Linked DNA regions of Homo sapiens: region 2 is linked to region 1. A link is an interaction called in ENCODE POLR2A ChIA-PET data of the cell type or tissue named here. Cell type or tissue: endothelial cell of umbilical vein. All regions are shown on one strand. Links, peaks and the distances in the headings refer to the core of each region. The heading gives the core; the rest is flanking DNA.

What was found. ChIA-PET counts read pairs that join two places held together with the same protein. Peaks named below come from ENCODE experiments on the same cell type or tissue, not always from the same donor. Only the 100,000 strongest peaks of a DNase experiment are listed, where the experiment ranks them.
Region 2: POLR2A ChIA-PET joins it to region 1 with 8 read pairs; 2 of 35 experiments call an interaction of 5 or more read pairs at or near these places.

What each region holds. Positions count from the first base shown.
Region 1 is chr21:43,678,251-43,686,506 of GRCh38, reverse strand. RRP1B (ribosomal RNA processing 1B) reads right to left here. Exons shown (of 16, transcript NM_015056.3): 9 at 3,134-3,228; 10 at 1,857-1,954; 11 at 718-737. Among named protein-coding and RNA genes, the nearest start is that of RRP1B, 23 kb to the right of the region's middle. In endothelial cell of umbilical vein, for the core only: no CTCF peak of the experiment used is centred there; no DNase peak of the experiment used is centred there.
Region 2 is chr21:44,080,151-44,087,058 of GRCh38, reverse strand. It overlaps TRAPPC10 (trafficking protein particle complex subunit 10), which reads right to left. Exons shown (of 23, transcript NM_003274.5): 14 at 3,757-4,271; 15 at 2,796-2,937; 16 at 99-257. Among named protein-coding and RNA genes, the nearest start is that of PWP2, 24 kb to the left of the region's middle. In endothelial cell of umbilical vein, for the core only: no CTCF peak of the experiment used is centred there; a DNase peak (open chromatin) is centred at 3,168; H3K27ac peaks cover 2,196 bases.

The sequences.
Region 1 (8,256 bases), core at 2,556-5,055:
ATTCCAAGTGTCCCTAGTGAATGACGGGTATGGGGTAACTTCACTGACTTGTCCAAATGTAACAAAGCTTACAGCATCAGCCTTTCCCGGGGGGACCATTGACCATAAGAGCAAATGAAAGGGATCCTGAGAAATTACATTTTTTACCTTCATAGAGTATCCAATTAAAACCTTCCTAGGCCATTGAAAATCCATCTAGTTAAAATAATAAAAACCAAACCAAAACATCGCAGTACCCACACATGAGAGCAGTCTGCCCTCTTGCTTTGGTGGTTAGGGAGAGCCCAGGATAGGAAGGTGGGCAGGCTGCAGGGAGCCCTAGGCTTGCATCACTTCCCACGCTGTACTGCGGTATGACTAGGTAAGGGCTGGTCTGTCTTTCTTAAAAGTTGGGGTCTTGTTGTGTCACCCAGGCTGGAGTGCAGTGGTGTGATTACAACTTACTGCATCCTGGACCTCCTGGGCTCAAGCGATCCTCCCCTCTTAGACTCCCAAGTGACTGGGACTACAGGATCACGCCACCACGCCTGGCTAATTTTTTCATTTTTAGTAGAGATGTGGCCTTGCTATTTTGCCTGGGCTAGGGACTATTATTTCTTATCAGAGGTTTTCAGTAAAGTTCTTTCAATCTTGTTTCTCAGCGTTTGGCATCAACGCCCCCAGTGGGGTCCATATTCACGAAAAACACCATGAATGATGATTCTTGGCGCGCCTCACCTTCAGAAAGGTCTTGGAATCTAAAAATAAAAAAATAAAAAATAAAAAATAAAAAAATAACAAATGTTCATAAAGAAATCCCTTCTGTCTTCTGTAGACATATGTATTTGATTTTTAAAATACAAGCCATAGTTAAATAGTTGTTAATTCACGTTCTCCTCCAGGAGGGGAGGCTAGACAGGAAATTCTGTGAGGGAAGGGTGGTGCAATACAAAAGCCAAAAAGCTCAAGGCCAGTGCCGCCCTCGGTTACCATCAATACCAGCAAGGACACGGCGGGCCAAAGATGCATCTTGGCACACCCAAATCAAACTAAGAAATTCAATTTTTGTTTCTGAAGGCAGAAATAGCTTAGATCTCTCTCATATTCAATTCTCCAGTGGAGAAAGGCGAAGCCATGTTTTGCTTCACACAATTTTTGTGCATTAGAACAAACAAGACGCATCGAAGCGCAGTGTGGGGAGGTGCATGGGGGAGGAGACACTGGATGGCAGGGACCTCAGGCAAGCTAGGACCATCCTGTGCCCTAAGAACCAGCTGGGAAATGGGCAAAACTACAGGAGCTACTTTCTGGGGGCTTAACATGGAATACTTGAATGTATACAAAGTGCTCAGAGCAGTGCCCGGCTCCTAGAGTGTGATCAGACAGTTGTTGTCACCAATGACAGCAAGCCACACGAGGCCCTCCATGAATTCCAGGTCATCATGTCACTATGGTCAGAGTGACATCAACACTGACAGCTGAATTAACTAACACTTTTGGCATAGCCATATGGGAGGGAGGGGAGAGGTAAAGAATTAACCCTATCTATCTCAGCAGCACACCAGCAGAAGACACCTAAATAGCAGATTCACATCAGTTTCTGGTTGGTTCATTTTAGACATGAATAGACTTCACATCATTCTAAAGCAGCTAAGAGATGAGTATGGCTGCACTGGAAGAATGGAACCTGAGGGGTGGGACTGCTGTTTCCATTAAGCTTTTCAGTTTACATGTGTCTATTACATTGCTATACACAAAAGCATTAAAGGACAAAAAAAGAAGAAAGAAAAAAGATAAGCATGCAGATGGCTTGTCCCACACCAGGAGATGAGAACTAAAGGAATGATGATGTCAGAACCCTCTCCCCAGTTACTGACTTCTTGATGAGTTTGGAGAGGCGCTTCCTGTTGAAGTGGGGCGTGTTCTTCCTGCTGGTCATTTCCAGGAGTCGATCAGCAACAGCCTTATAGTCAAACTAGGCAGGAAGAGAAACTAAACATAAGTCTGCAGCCAAACAACACTGCCTGACTTGGCCATTTACATCTGCTAGTAAGAGAAACCCTTACTGAAGCATTTGGCAACAGATAGGCTAAACAAGCTTGTGCTGGGACTTGGCAACCAGGAGCACAAGCACTACCTTTGAAAAATGCATGTTCAGGCCGGGCGCGGTGGCTCATGCCTGTAATCCCAGCACTTTGGGAGGCTGAGGCGGGTGGATCACAAGGTCAGGACATCGAGACCATCCTGGCTAACACGGCAAAACCCCGTCTCTACTAAAAATACAAAATATTAGCCGGGCGTGATGGCGGGCGCCTGTAGTCCCAGCTACTCGGGAGGCTGAGGCAGGAGAATGGCGTGAACTCAGGAGGCAGAGCTTGCAGTGAGCCGAGATCGAGCCACCGCACTCCAGCCTGGGAGACAGAGTGCGACTCTGTCTCAAAAAAAAAAAAAATTATTCTTGGGAAAAGCTGGGTAAGCAATTCTTAAAAAAAAAAAATTGTGATAGAGTACCCACAACAAAATTTACCTGGGTGTGCTTTTTTTTTTTTTTTTTTGAGCCAGAGTCTGTCACCCAGGCTGGAGTGCAGTGGCATGATCTCAGTTCACTGCAACCTCCACCTCCCGGGTTCAAATGATTTTCCTGCCTCAGCCTCCCGAGTAGCTGGGATTACAGGCGTGCGCCACGGTGTCGGGCTAATTTTTGTATTTTTAGTAGAGACGGGTTTCACTGTGTTGGCCAGGCTGGTCTCGAACTCTTGACCTCAGGTGATCTGCCCGCCTGGGCCTCCCAAAGTGCTGGGATTACAGGCGTGAGCTTGTAATTAAATTTTAAATTTAATCTAGATTTGCAATCTGTACTTGGCAAACTTTTTTTTATTTGAAAAGTGCCACTAGAGCTGGCTCTGTGGTAGAGAACAGAGGAGAGCTTAGCCATTCAAAATAAGTGCTACTATCTCTTTCAAAACTCCATCATATTTACATTTCCTTGTCTCCAATAAGGTTATTCTTCAGAAGGTGACATTTAGTGACTGAAGGGATTAAAAAGGAGTTTACGCTTCAGGCCTTATAGCTTAACTAGCTGTGACCCTAATTCTCTAGTCAGGCTACTCCACAGCAAATCTATATTCTATAAAAAGCAACAACTGCTACCCACCTGGAGAAGGGGCCCTGTGTCCTCAAAGGTTCCACAGTCATCTCTTCCTCTTTCATCACTGAGTCCATCTTTTCTGGAATGGTTTTTGCCCAGTGCTGTCAAAATATACCCAAAGACCAAATTATTGACATATCAAATACACAGAAGTGACTACTTCCACAGGAGCCACTGTCTAATTAGGTGTCTCTTAGCAAAAAAGAAGGTTGGGCACGGTGGCTCACGCCTGTAATTCTAGCACTTTGGGAGGCTGAGGTGGGTGGATCACTTGAGGCCAGGAATTCTAGATCAGCCTGGGCAACATGGCGAAACCCCGTCTCCACTAAAAATACAAAAATTAGCTGGGCGTGGTTGCGGGTGCCTGTAATCCCAGCTACTTGGGAGGCTGAGGCATGAGAATCGCTTGAACCCAGGAGGCAGAGGTTGCAGTGAGCCAAGATCATGCCACTGCACTCCAGCCCGGGCGACAACGAGACTCCGTCTCAAAAAAAGAAAAAATGAAAGAAAATTTATTTAAGGAGAAAAACTCTGCAAAGCCATTTATAATTTCCCAGGACATTTTGATTGTTCAGGCTATGGGAATGAAGGTAAGTCTGGGAAAAAGCACATGTTTTGCCTTTTGTACCCATAAAACCCCAATTCCCTGCTGCCTTCGATGATTTCCTCCCCCACACGTGGTCCCGTTAGGACGAAGGCTGCGGTGCATGGGAAGCTCCTGTCCAGGGACGCAGGCAAGCGGATGGGACACGGCATCGCCCTGGACCACCAGGGGTAGGAGCATGGACGCAGGAATCCGGCCCTAGTCTCAGGTCAGTTTAGGACCTTGGTGAGAACCTGTCACAGCAGTACAGTCACTTTTCACGAGCATGCTTCAGGAAGCACAAGTCAATATTAATGCAACTTTTAGCACTTAAAAAATTCAGAGTGTTACAGCCTATGAAGAAGCAGATTAAACAGACTCAGGAGAACTCAAAATTATTTTAAACGTGTACTGTTTCTGGAACCCTCTAAGCTTATTAGTGGTGCGACATCAGGGCAAGGCCTGGGGAGGATGGGGCAGGCGCAGCACACGTTTCATGAACGCAACTGGGAGGGAACGTCCGGAACTGCACTTGGAAGAGAGTCTGTGTCCAGGTTAGGCGACAGAAATGTGGGGAGCGGAGGGACCCAGAGACTACTCCCATGACCACATAAAATTTGCTCCAGGTCCTTAGTCAACTCTGTTATCTACACCAAATTTAAAATCAGACTATTTCTTTTTTTCGTTTTGTTTTAGAGATGGGGGTCTCATTATGTTGCCCAAGCTGGTCTCAAACTCCTGGGCTCAAGTGATCTTCCCATCTTGGCCTTCCAAAGTACTAGGATTATAGGCATGAGTCTCCACACCTAGACTAGACTATTTCTTTTATTCTTTCTTTTTTGAGACAGGGTCGCTGGTAGCTCTGTTGCCCAGGACGCAGTGCAGTGACACGATCATGATTCACGGCAGCCTCACCCTCCCAGGTTCAACTGATTCTCCCAGCTCAGCCTCCTGAGTAGCTGAGACCACAGGCATGTGCCATCACGCTTGGCTAATTTTAAAATTTTTGTAAAGTCAAGGTCTTGTTATGTTGCCCAAGCTGGTCTCCAACTCCTAGGCTCAAGTGATCCTCCCACCTCAGGCTCCCAAAGTGATGGGATTACAGGTGTGAGCCACCGTGCCTGGCCAGAGTATTTTTTCTTTCTTTTAAAGATTCTTGGCCGGGCATGGTGGCTCACGCCTGTCTGTAATTCCAAGACTTTGGGAGGCCCAGGCGGGCGGATCAACTGAGGTCGGGAGTTCGAGACCAGCCTGACCAAAAGATAGATACAAATTTTGCTAAGCATGGTGGTGCATGCCTGTAATCCCAGCTACTTGGGAGGCTGAGGCAGGAGAATTGCTTGAACCCGGGAGGCAGAGGTTGCAGTGAGCTGAGATTGCGCCATTGCACTCCAGCCTGGGCGACAAGAGCGAAACTCCATCTCAAAAAAAAAAAAAAATTACTTCCCGTCCACCAGGTCTAAAAATTAAAAAGAAAAAAAAGGTTCTTGATTCTATCTATCTATCTATCTATCTATCTATCTATCTATCTATCTGTTTATTTATTTATTTTTTGAGACAGTGTTTTGCTTGGTTGCCCAGGCTGGAGTGCAGTGGCACGATCTTGGCTCACTTCAGCCTCCACCTCCTGGGTTCAAGTGATTCTCTCCCACCTCAGCCTCCCAAGTAGCTGGGACTATAGGCGACCGCCACCATACCTGGCTAATTTTTGTACTTTTTGGTAGAGACTTGGTTTCACCATGTTGGCCAGGCTGGTCTCGAACTCCTGACCTCAAGTTATCCGACTGCCTGGGCTTCCCAGAGTGCTGGGATTATAGGCATGAGCCACTGCAACCGGCTTGATTTTTTCTGATTAAATATAATATATAATCACTGTAGGAAATAGAGAAGTACAAAGGAAACAGAAATCACCCATAATTCTGCCACCTACAGCTAACTATACTAACATTTTGGGCTAGGTGTGGTGGCTCATGCCTTTAATCCCAGCACTTTGGGAGGCTGAGGTGGGTGGAATGCTTAAGCCTAACAGTTTAAGACCAGCCTGGGCAATATAGTGAGACCCCTGTCTCTACAAAAAATAAAGAGGTGTGTGCTTGTGGTCCCAGCTACTTGGGAGGCTGAAGTGCGAGGATCACTTGAGCCCAAGAGGTTGAGGCCGCAATAAACCATGACTGCTCCACTGCACTGCAGCCTGGGCAACAGAGCAAGACACTGTCTCTCTTTTTTTTTTTTTGAGATGGCGTCTCCCTCTGTCGCCCAGGCTGGAGTGCAGTGGCTCGATCTCTGCTCACTGCAACCTCCGCCTCCCAGGTTCAAGTGATTCTCCTGCCTCAGCCTCCTGAGTAGCTGGGGTTACAGGCATGTGCCACCATGCCTGGCTAATTTTTTTTTTTGTATTTTTAGTAGAGACAGGGTTTGAGCATGTTGGTCAGGCTGGTCTCGAACTCCTGACCTCGTAATCCACCTGTCTCCGCCTCCCAAAGTGCTGGGATTACGGGCCTGGGCCACCGCGCCCGGCCGACCCTGTCTCTAAATAAATAAATAAAACATTTTGGTTTATCCTTCCAGATTTTTTAAAAGCACGAACAATCCTAGCCAGAGCAATCACAGAAAAGAAATAAACGGCATCCAAACTGGTAAAGAGGAAGTCAAAGTCCGTGTTTGCCGATGATACAATCATATACCTAGAAAACCCTAAACACTCACCCAAAAAGCTCCTAGAATGGTAAATGAATTCAGCAAAGTTTCAGGATACAAAACCAATTTACATGAATCAGTATGATGGCTATACACCAACAACGACCAAGCTGAGAATCATATCAAGAACTTACTCCCTTCTACAACAGCTGCAAAAAAACCCCTACCAAAACAACAATGACAACAAAAAACAAAACAAACAACAAAACCTCAAAAACCTTAGGAATATACCTAACCAAGGATGTGAAAGATCTCTACAAGGAAAACTACAAAACACTGCTGAAAGAAGTCACTGATGACACAAACAAATGGAAATACAGAAGCACATCCCATGCTCACGGATGGGTAGAATCAATATTGTGAAAACGACCATACTGGCAAAAGCAATCTACAGATTCAACACAATGCCCATAAAAATACCATCATCATTCTTCACAGAACTAGAAAAAACAATCCTAAAATTCATATGGAATCAAAAAAGAGCCTGCATAGCCAAAGCAAGACTAAGCAAAAAGAATAAATCTAGAGGCTGGGAGTAGTGGCTCATGCCTGTAATCCCGGCACTTTGGGAGGCTGAAGCTGGTGGATCACTTGAGGTCAGGAGTTCGAGATCAGCCTGGCCAACATGGTGAAACCCCATCTCTACTAAAAATACAAAGACATATTAGCTGGGCGTGGTGGCACCCGCCTATAATTCCAGCTACTAGGGAGGTTGAGGCATGAGAATCGCTTGAACATGGGAGGCAGAGGTTGCAGTGAGCTGAGATCGCACTATTGCACTCCAGCCTGGGCGACAGAGCAAGACTCTGTCTCTCTCCCCTCCCCGCCGCCAAAAAAAACCCAAAACACCAAAACACCAAAAAAAAAAAGACACACAAAAAAACAAAAAACCCTCAAAAACCCGGAGACATCAGAACACTCGATTTCAAACTATACTATAAAGCCATAGTCACCATAATGGCATGGTACTGGTACTGGTATAAAAATAGGCATGTAGACCAATGGAACAGGAGAACCCAGAAATAAACCCAAATACTTACACTCAACTGATCCTCAACCAAGCAAACAAAAACGAAGTGGGGAAAGGACACCCTATTCAAAAATGGTGCTGGGGTAATTGTCAAGAAGAATGAAACTGGATCCTCATCTCTCACCTTATAGAAAAACCAACTCAAGATGGATTAAAGACTTAAATATAAGACCTGAAACCATACAAATTGTAGAAGATAGCATTAGAAAAACTCTTCCAGATGTCGGCTTAGGTAAAGAGTTCATGACCAAGAACCTAAAAGTGAATGCAATGAAAACAGAAACAGCTGTGACTTAATTAAACTAAAAAGCTTCTGCACAGCAAAAGAAATAATCAGCAGAATAAACAAACAAAATGGGAGAAAAGATTTGCCAATTATGCAGCCAACAAAGGACTAATATCCAGAATCTACAAGGAACTCAAACAAATCAGCAAGAAAAAAACAATCCCATCAAAAAGTGGGCTAAGGAAATGAACAGACAGTTCTCAAAAGAAGATATACAAATGGTCAACAAACACACGGAAATGCAAATGAAAACCATAATCAGATACCACCTCACTCCAGCAAGAATGGCCATAATTTAAAAAATCAAAGAATAATAGATGTTGGTGGCCGGGCGCGGTGGCTCATGCCTGTAATCCCTGCACTTTGGGAGGCCGAGGTGGGTGATCACCTGAGGTCAGGAGGTTGAGACCACCCTGGCCAACATGATCAAACCCCATCTCTACTAAAATGCAAAAAATTAGCTGGGCCTGGTGGCAGGTGTCTGTAATCCCAGTTACTCAGGAGGCTGAGGCAAGAGAATTGCTTGAACCTGG
Region 2 (6,908 bases), core at 1,689-4,188, 400 kb before region 1:
GCTCAGCAGGATGGCAGCAAGGCCAGGCTCACCCTCACACCCACACAGTGCAGGGCAAGGTGGGCATCCTCCTTGGGCCTGGGTGGGCGGCACCTCACCTCTCGTGTTGGAGTAGACCACAGCCCTGCTCTCCGCCTGGCACAGGATGAGCATGGCTTCGGCATTGCTAAGCTGCAGGCTGTCTCCATTCTTTATCGTATAATGGCCGGTAGTGACAGTGAACTTGACTCTCTGAGGAATGCCTGCCAGAAGGCTATCTAAAGGAAAAGAGATCGTGGCTCAGCACCGCTGCCAACCGGAAGACAGCATCTCAGGGCCCGCAATGGGGTGAAAGGGGCTCTATTTCTTTTACTATGAAAGATTTGCTCCTTTGGGATCTCCATGAATTCCTTCTACTTCCATTCCCTTCTGCCCTAACTTTTCATCTCAATGATGTGGACTACAGGGTTGAAGGAGAACCTTGCTGGGGAAAAAAGAATCCTGTGAGTCAAGGAGTCTTATACCCATCTTGGTTCAGCAAGTCAGGGATTATGATCATGACTACGTCTCTGAGGGTCACAAAATTTGCCTGCCCATTAGTAGTAGAAGAGAATCACATAATGAGGCTTAAGAAGAGACTGTAAAGAAAACTTGACTGTGCTGGTGCTGCTCAAATATTCAAAACCTTCTCTGGATTTTTCAGCTTCAGGCCACGGGCTTTTGGGTTAAGAACAGTCAGCAGTCAGGTGGCTCCCCCTCACTCCAAGACAGCAATGAGAGGCAGGAGTGAGCTGAGGCCTCTGAGAATCCTGCTGCAGGGAAGACAGAAGGCAGGCAAGATACCAGGACCGGGGGGAGAGTGGACAGAGACAGGGGACACTAGGCAGGAAGCAGGAGCCAGGCCATGAGCCTGGCACTGCAGCCGCTGGGCCATGGGGAGGGCAGGGCCTGCTGGCTGGTGCTTCGGCTCCCCTGCGGGAATCGAGTTCAGCTTCTCTACACAATGTTCCAATGGAAGAATCACTGGAGAGACTGACTGCTGTGTCCCACATCTGACAGCCTTTGCTGGTGGCCACACAAGAGGCACAAATGCAGAAAAATAGGGGGAATGGGGGAATAACAGAAAAATGCCCTTTGTGATTTTTTTCCACGTAGAAGAAACAGGCAAATAAATAAATCGTTGCTAGCCCGAACAAAGGAGACATTCACTCACTCTTGTTCAGCTGCCACATGTTCTTCAATCATTTGTTTATAGCAACTCCTTCCAATTTTAGAACTTATCAGAAAGGACAATAGCTTTGAATTTCTCAAATGCCATGCCAGACGGACAAGTTTAATCAACCCTTTCAAAGGAAAACTTTTTTTTTTTTTAAGAGATGGAGTTTTGTTCTGTCACCCACGCTGGAGAACAGTGGCGCAATCACAGCTCCCTGAGGCCTCAAACTCCTGGGCTCAGGAGGCTGAGGCAGGAGCCTCAGCTGGGGCTCCAGCCTGTAGCTAGGACTAGAGGCCGTGGCGCACGACTACACCCAGCTAATTTACTTCATTTTTTTATTTTGCAGAGATGGGGTTTTGTCATCCTGCCCCGACTGGCTTACCCATGCTGGTCTCAAAGCCTTGGCCTCCCAAAGTGCTGGGATCTGAGTATAGATCCTAACTAAATCTAGTGTTTAGCATTTGAAACGTACTTCTAAGCAGGAAATTATATACATATTTATGAAACCCTGTGGTAGACATTAGCTGCTTCTTGGCCTAATGTGACACTGTAAAATACACATGTAGTTTTCAACCCCATTTCCAGGCATACTAGCTCCCAAATTCCTTAGAATCTCCAAAGTGATGTCTTTTTGTAGGCTAATGAGTTGATTGGAGGCTGGCAGCTCCAAGGTAGCTTCAAGATGAGGACTGGTCACCAGAATGACCAGGGCAGGATTAGAGGGTCGGGCCTTTCAGCAGTGGCACCCAACCTCCAGGGAGGAAAGAGGGGCTGAAGGTCGAGTTGCTCATCAGTGGCCAGTGGTGTAATCGATCATGCCTGTGTAATGTCACTTCCATAAAAACCAAAGGACAGGGTCTGGAGAGCTTTCAGGCAGCTGAACACATGGAGGTTCCTGGAGGGTGGCGCCCAGGGAGGGCGTGGAAGCTCTGCACCCCTTTCCCCATACCTCACCCTCCACACTTCTTCATCTATATCCCTTATAATAATCCAGTCAACCTGTTTCCCTGAGTTCTGTGAGCTGTTCTAACAAATTCATCAAACCCAGAAAGGGGGTTGTGAGAGCCCTGATTTCTAGCTAGTTGGTCAGGAGCACAAGCAAAAGAACCCTGGGCTGGTGGCTGGCATGGGAAGGGGGGGACTGTCTTGGGGACTGAGCCCTCACCCTGTGGTGTCTGACGCCAGCTCCAGTAGACAGGGTCAGAACTGAATTGCAGGACCGACTGCTTGCTTGCTGGCAGGGGGAAATCCCTGCACATTTGGGCCCAGAAGTCCTCTGCATTGACCATTAGGTTGAGTGAGCCAATAGAAAAAAATACCTTGAGTTTCTTTTTTCCACTCTCAGAGCTAATTCTTCTGTGTTTCTTATTTTCAGATACACCATGTTTATTAAACATGAAAAAGCAATTACAGGAAAGCAAACATTCAGATAAACAAAAGAGGCAGTCAGCTAGTTCCCAGGCAAAATTTCCATTATGTTACCCAAAATATCTCTTAAAGGCAGACACAGCTAAAACTTATGAGAAGCCTGGCATCTCAGCAGGTCTCCTCAGAACTGCCCCAGCAGCACGCCTCCTCAAAGGCTGGGGACCCCACTCACCAGCCAGCGGCTCCACGTGCAGCTGGGGCTCCTGTGAGTACACGTCGTACTGCACAATGGGGTAGATGTGAGGGAGGACGAACCACACGGAGCCCACCGAGGCGCACAGCTGCCTGAGTGTATACGTTCCAGGTTCCTTGGCCTAGAGTCAAAGAATCAGGCATTTGAAACCACGTCACCCAGTTTTGCAGTTAGCTTCCTGCGGTAGCGCGGTGCAGCGGTCTCTCTGAACTCCAGAAAGGCCTGTACTTCTTTCCCTCTTGTACCCCCTGCTCTTGTGCCTAAACCTCTAAGCTTGGGCTCTTCACAAGGCCCTCAGAATCTCTCAATTCGTGATTTTCTGAGTAACTGATGCTTAAATTTAACTTTAATAAGGTATTTTCAACTTATCTAAACTGTATTTGTGGCATTGTAGAGACATTCAGCACGAGATTTAAGCCCTGCCCTAGACTAAAAAATGTGACAAATAGCTGTACTTTCCACAGGCCAAATCCTGTTGAGTTAGTGGAACTTACAGGATATCCTGTGTCAGAGAAAACTTTATGTTAGAGTGGGTGAGAAACACCAGTTTTGACACCCAGCCAGCCACAAAAGGAAAATAAGTTTGAGTGGGAAAGTGTACCACCTTCTTTGAAAGCTCATTTTAACAAATGAGGGTGTGTATTTTCATATGCAGGGGGGAAAGCTAACTGAATCCAATAATCCAATGAGTTAAAAAGCTAACTTAATCTAAGAACAAATATCTACGTTAAGAACTTCACTCAGAATTTATCAAATGTCAGAAAATTGTATAAAACACGAAAGAAAACATCAGTGTATTTTTGTATAAGGACAGAGACAAAAACAGGGTTAGGAGAACAAAGGACTCTACTCAATTCACAGCACACTCCAGACAGTTCTTGTAAGCTCCACGGCCCTGCTTTACAAACTTGAAAGTCAAGTTCCCACCCTGAACGCATACCTGAGTCCTGAATGTTATCTGGTTGGCCCCTGGTTCCAGGGTCACGTGGCTGCACCTCAGCACGTGGGCACCCTCCTCCAGAGCCACCCCTGAGGGCATCTCTAGAGAGGAGCTGCTCTCCTGCCTTCTCAGGAGCATGTGGACGTTTCTGCAGATAATCCCAGTCGTGTTCAAGGAGTTATCAGATGGGCTTCTCTCAAACATTTCATACAACTCCAGCGCGGGCAAACTGTTTTGGGATACAGGGAAAGGTGCGGTCTCGGGTGGAAAGTTAATGATCCCATTGGACGTCTTGTGCTTGGTAAGCCACTCCGCAGTCTTCCGGTAGCTGTTTTTCTCAATGCTGAAGTGGACATTGACCACAATCTGCTCCACGTGAACAGGCACAGGCATCTGGCTGTACATGGTTATCTCAACGCACAAAACGCCGCCCACGTGGACCACGGCATTGGAGGGATCAAAATGGAGATCTCGCAGTTGTGCAAAGGAATGCATGGGTAGCACTATCTTATGACCTGTAAATAGACATTATCGTAAGTGACTCCCCAAGTCACACTTCCTGACAGTAAGCAGCAGCAGGCCGCGGACACAGTAAGATCACCGAGAGCAGACTGAAGCAAGCAGCAGTGATGGGCACAGCAGCTGAGCCCAGCCTCCTGCCATCTTCACACCCCCCAAAGGCTATTGTATCAAAAGCAGAATATTAGCAAATACCTACGTAATGCCTAGAAATCATAAAATGTACAGAAATTAACCTTCTCAAGTCTGCTTTGACAAACCTAAGAGAAATACAGGTCAACTACCTCTCAATTTCAAACGACAATTTGTAAATAGTCCAATTTCTACAGCTATTTCCAAGGGATTCCAATATTTTCTCACCTACTTAAAAACATGCTCAGTGAAGATGCCCAAGTGCCCTGCTGTGATGTGGAAACAAACCCCAGGTGTCTGCCAGTCTACAAAGTCAGCCGATTAAGCAGGACCCCTCTGTGCCCCCAGGCCCAGGATGGCAGCAACCAGCCAGGTCTACAGTTGCTGCTGGAATGAGAGCCTAATGCTCTCTCTGGGCCCTTCTCTCTCTGACCGAACTGTAAGTACCTTGGTTTTGTCTAGAAAATACACAAGGCTGCAGAAGTGACCAGTTAAGTATTTATTAAATATTCATCAACGAAAGGACTTGCCAAGACTGATGCCATAGATCATGAGAAACAGTAAACGATTGTGGAATATTTTATTCGTATAGAGATACCAAGGAACGTTGGCAGGAACATCACAACTCAAATAGTCTCAAATACAAAGCAGCAGCAGATGTGGTCACGGCTCTACCAACAGTCAGCTTGGGCGCGTTAAAGACTCCACAGACTAACGTCATGATGCTCCCGAGAAACCCACCCACATGGATCTTTTGTTGTCCCCCTTTCTTTGAGACAGGGTCTCGCTCTGTCGCCCAGGCTATAGTATAGTGGCACCATCTTGGCTCACTACAGCCCAGTTCTCCTGGGCTCAAGCGATCCTCCTACCTCAGCCTCCTGGGTAGCTGGGACTACAGGTGCCCGCCACCACACCTGGCTAATTTTTTGTAGAGACAGGGTTTCGCCATGTTGCCCAGGCTGGTCTCAAACTCCTGACCTCAAGTGATCTGCCTGCCCCGGCCTCCCAGGGCAGGCAGAAGTTCCTAGAAGTTTCAGGGTCAGGTTGATGTGGTTATTGACTGCTGGGGTGTATTCACTTACAAGCATCTGGGGCCCAGCGTGGTGGCTCACGCCTGTAATCCCAGCACTTTGGGGATTACAGTATGGGGTTTCTTTTTAGGGTGATAAATATGTTTTAAAATTGACTGTGGTGGCCAGGCATGGTGGCTCACATCTGTAATTCCAGCACTTTGGGAGACCGAGGTGTGTAGATTCCTTGAGCTCAGGAGTTAAAGACCAGCCTGGGCAATATGGCAAAACCATCTCTACTAAAAATACAAAAATTAGCCAGGCATGGTGGTATGCTCCTGTAGTCCAAGCTACACAGGAGGTGGAGGTGGGAGGAGCAATTGAGCCCAAAAAGCAGAGGTTGCAGTGGGCTACAATCATGCCACTGCACTCCAACCTGGGAGACAGAGAAGAAAAAAAATAGCTGGGTGTGGTGGCCCACACCTGTGGTCCCTGCCACTCAGGAAGCCAAAGTAAGAGGATCTCTTGACTCCAGAAGGTTGAGGCTACAGTGAGCTGGGATCGTGCCACTGCACTCCAGCCCAGGCAAGAGAGCAAGATAGTCAAAAAAAAAAAAAAAAAAAAGAAAAAAAAAAAGAACAATAATATTGACTGTGGTAATGGTTGCACATATTCCTGAAACAGACTAAAAGCCATTGAATTATAAACTTCAAATGAGTGAATTACATGGTTTGTGAATATCACAATAATGCTGTTACATTTTAAAAAAAAAAAAAAGCACCATCTTAAAAAATGAAGAAAAAGACTGGGTGCGGTGGCTCACATCTGTAATCCCAGCCCTTTGGGAGGCTGAGGTGGGTGGATCACCTGAGGTCAGGAGTCTGAGACCAGCCTGGCCAACAGAGCAAAACACTGTCTCTACTAAAAATACAAAAAATTAGCAGGGCATGGTGGCGGGCGCACGTAACCCCAGCTACTTGGGAGGCTGAGGCAGGAGAATTGCTTGAACCCGGGAGACGGAGGTTGTGGTGAGCTGAGATGGCACCATTGCACTACAGCCTGGACAACAGAGCGAGACTCTGTCTCAAAAAAAAAAAAGAAGAAGAAGAAAAAGAGATGGGAAGAACTTTTTTTACATTAAAAGAGAACTGAGATCTAACAACCACATGTAATATGTGATATCCTGTTGGACTCCATTAAAAATGATTTATAAAATACTTTAAGACAATTAGGGAAATATGAATATGGCCTACTTAGCAGATGATATTAGAACCTTATTAATTCTTTGGGTGTGGTTAAGAGACTGTCCTTATTTTTAGAAGATCTAATGTGGTCTAGAGTTTGACTTAAAGCAAAAATAAAAAAAAAAGTCAGGTGAAAGACATAGATACATGTCAGCTACACAGCAAAATGTTAGCAACTGTTTACTGTAAGTGGTTGGTATATCTTGTATTCTTTTTTACTTCTGTAATATTTGAAAATATTCCTAGT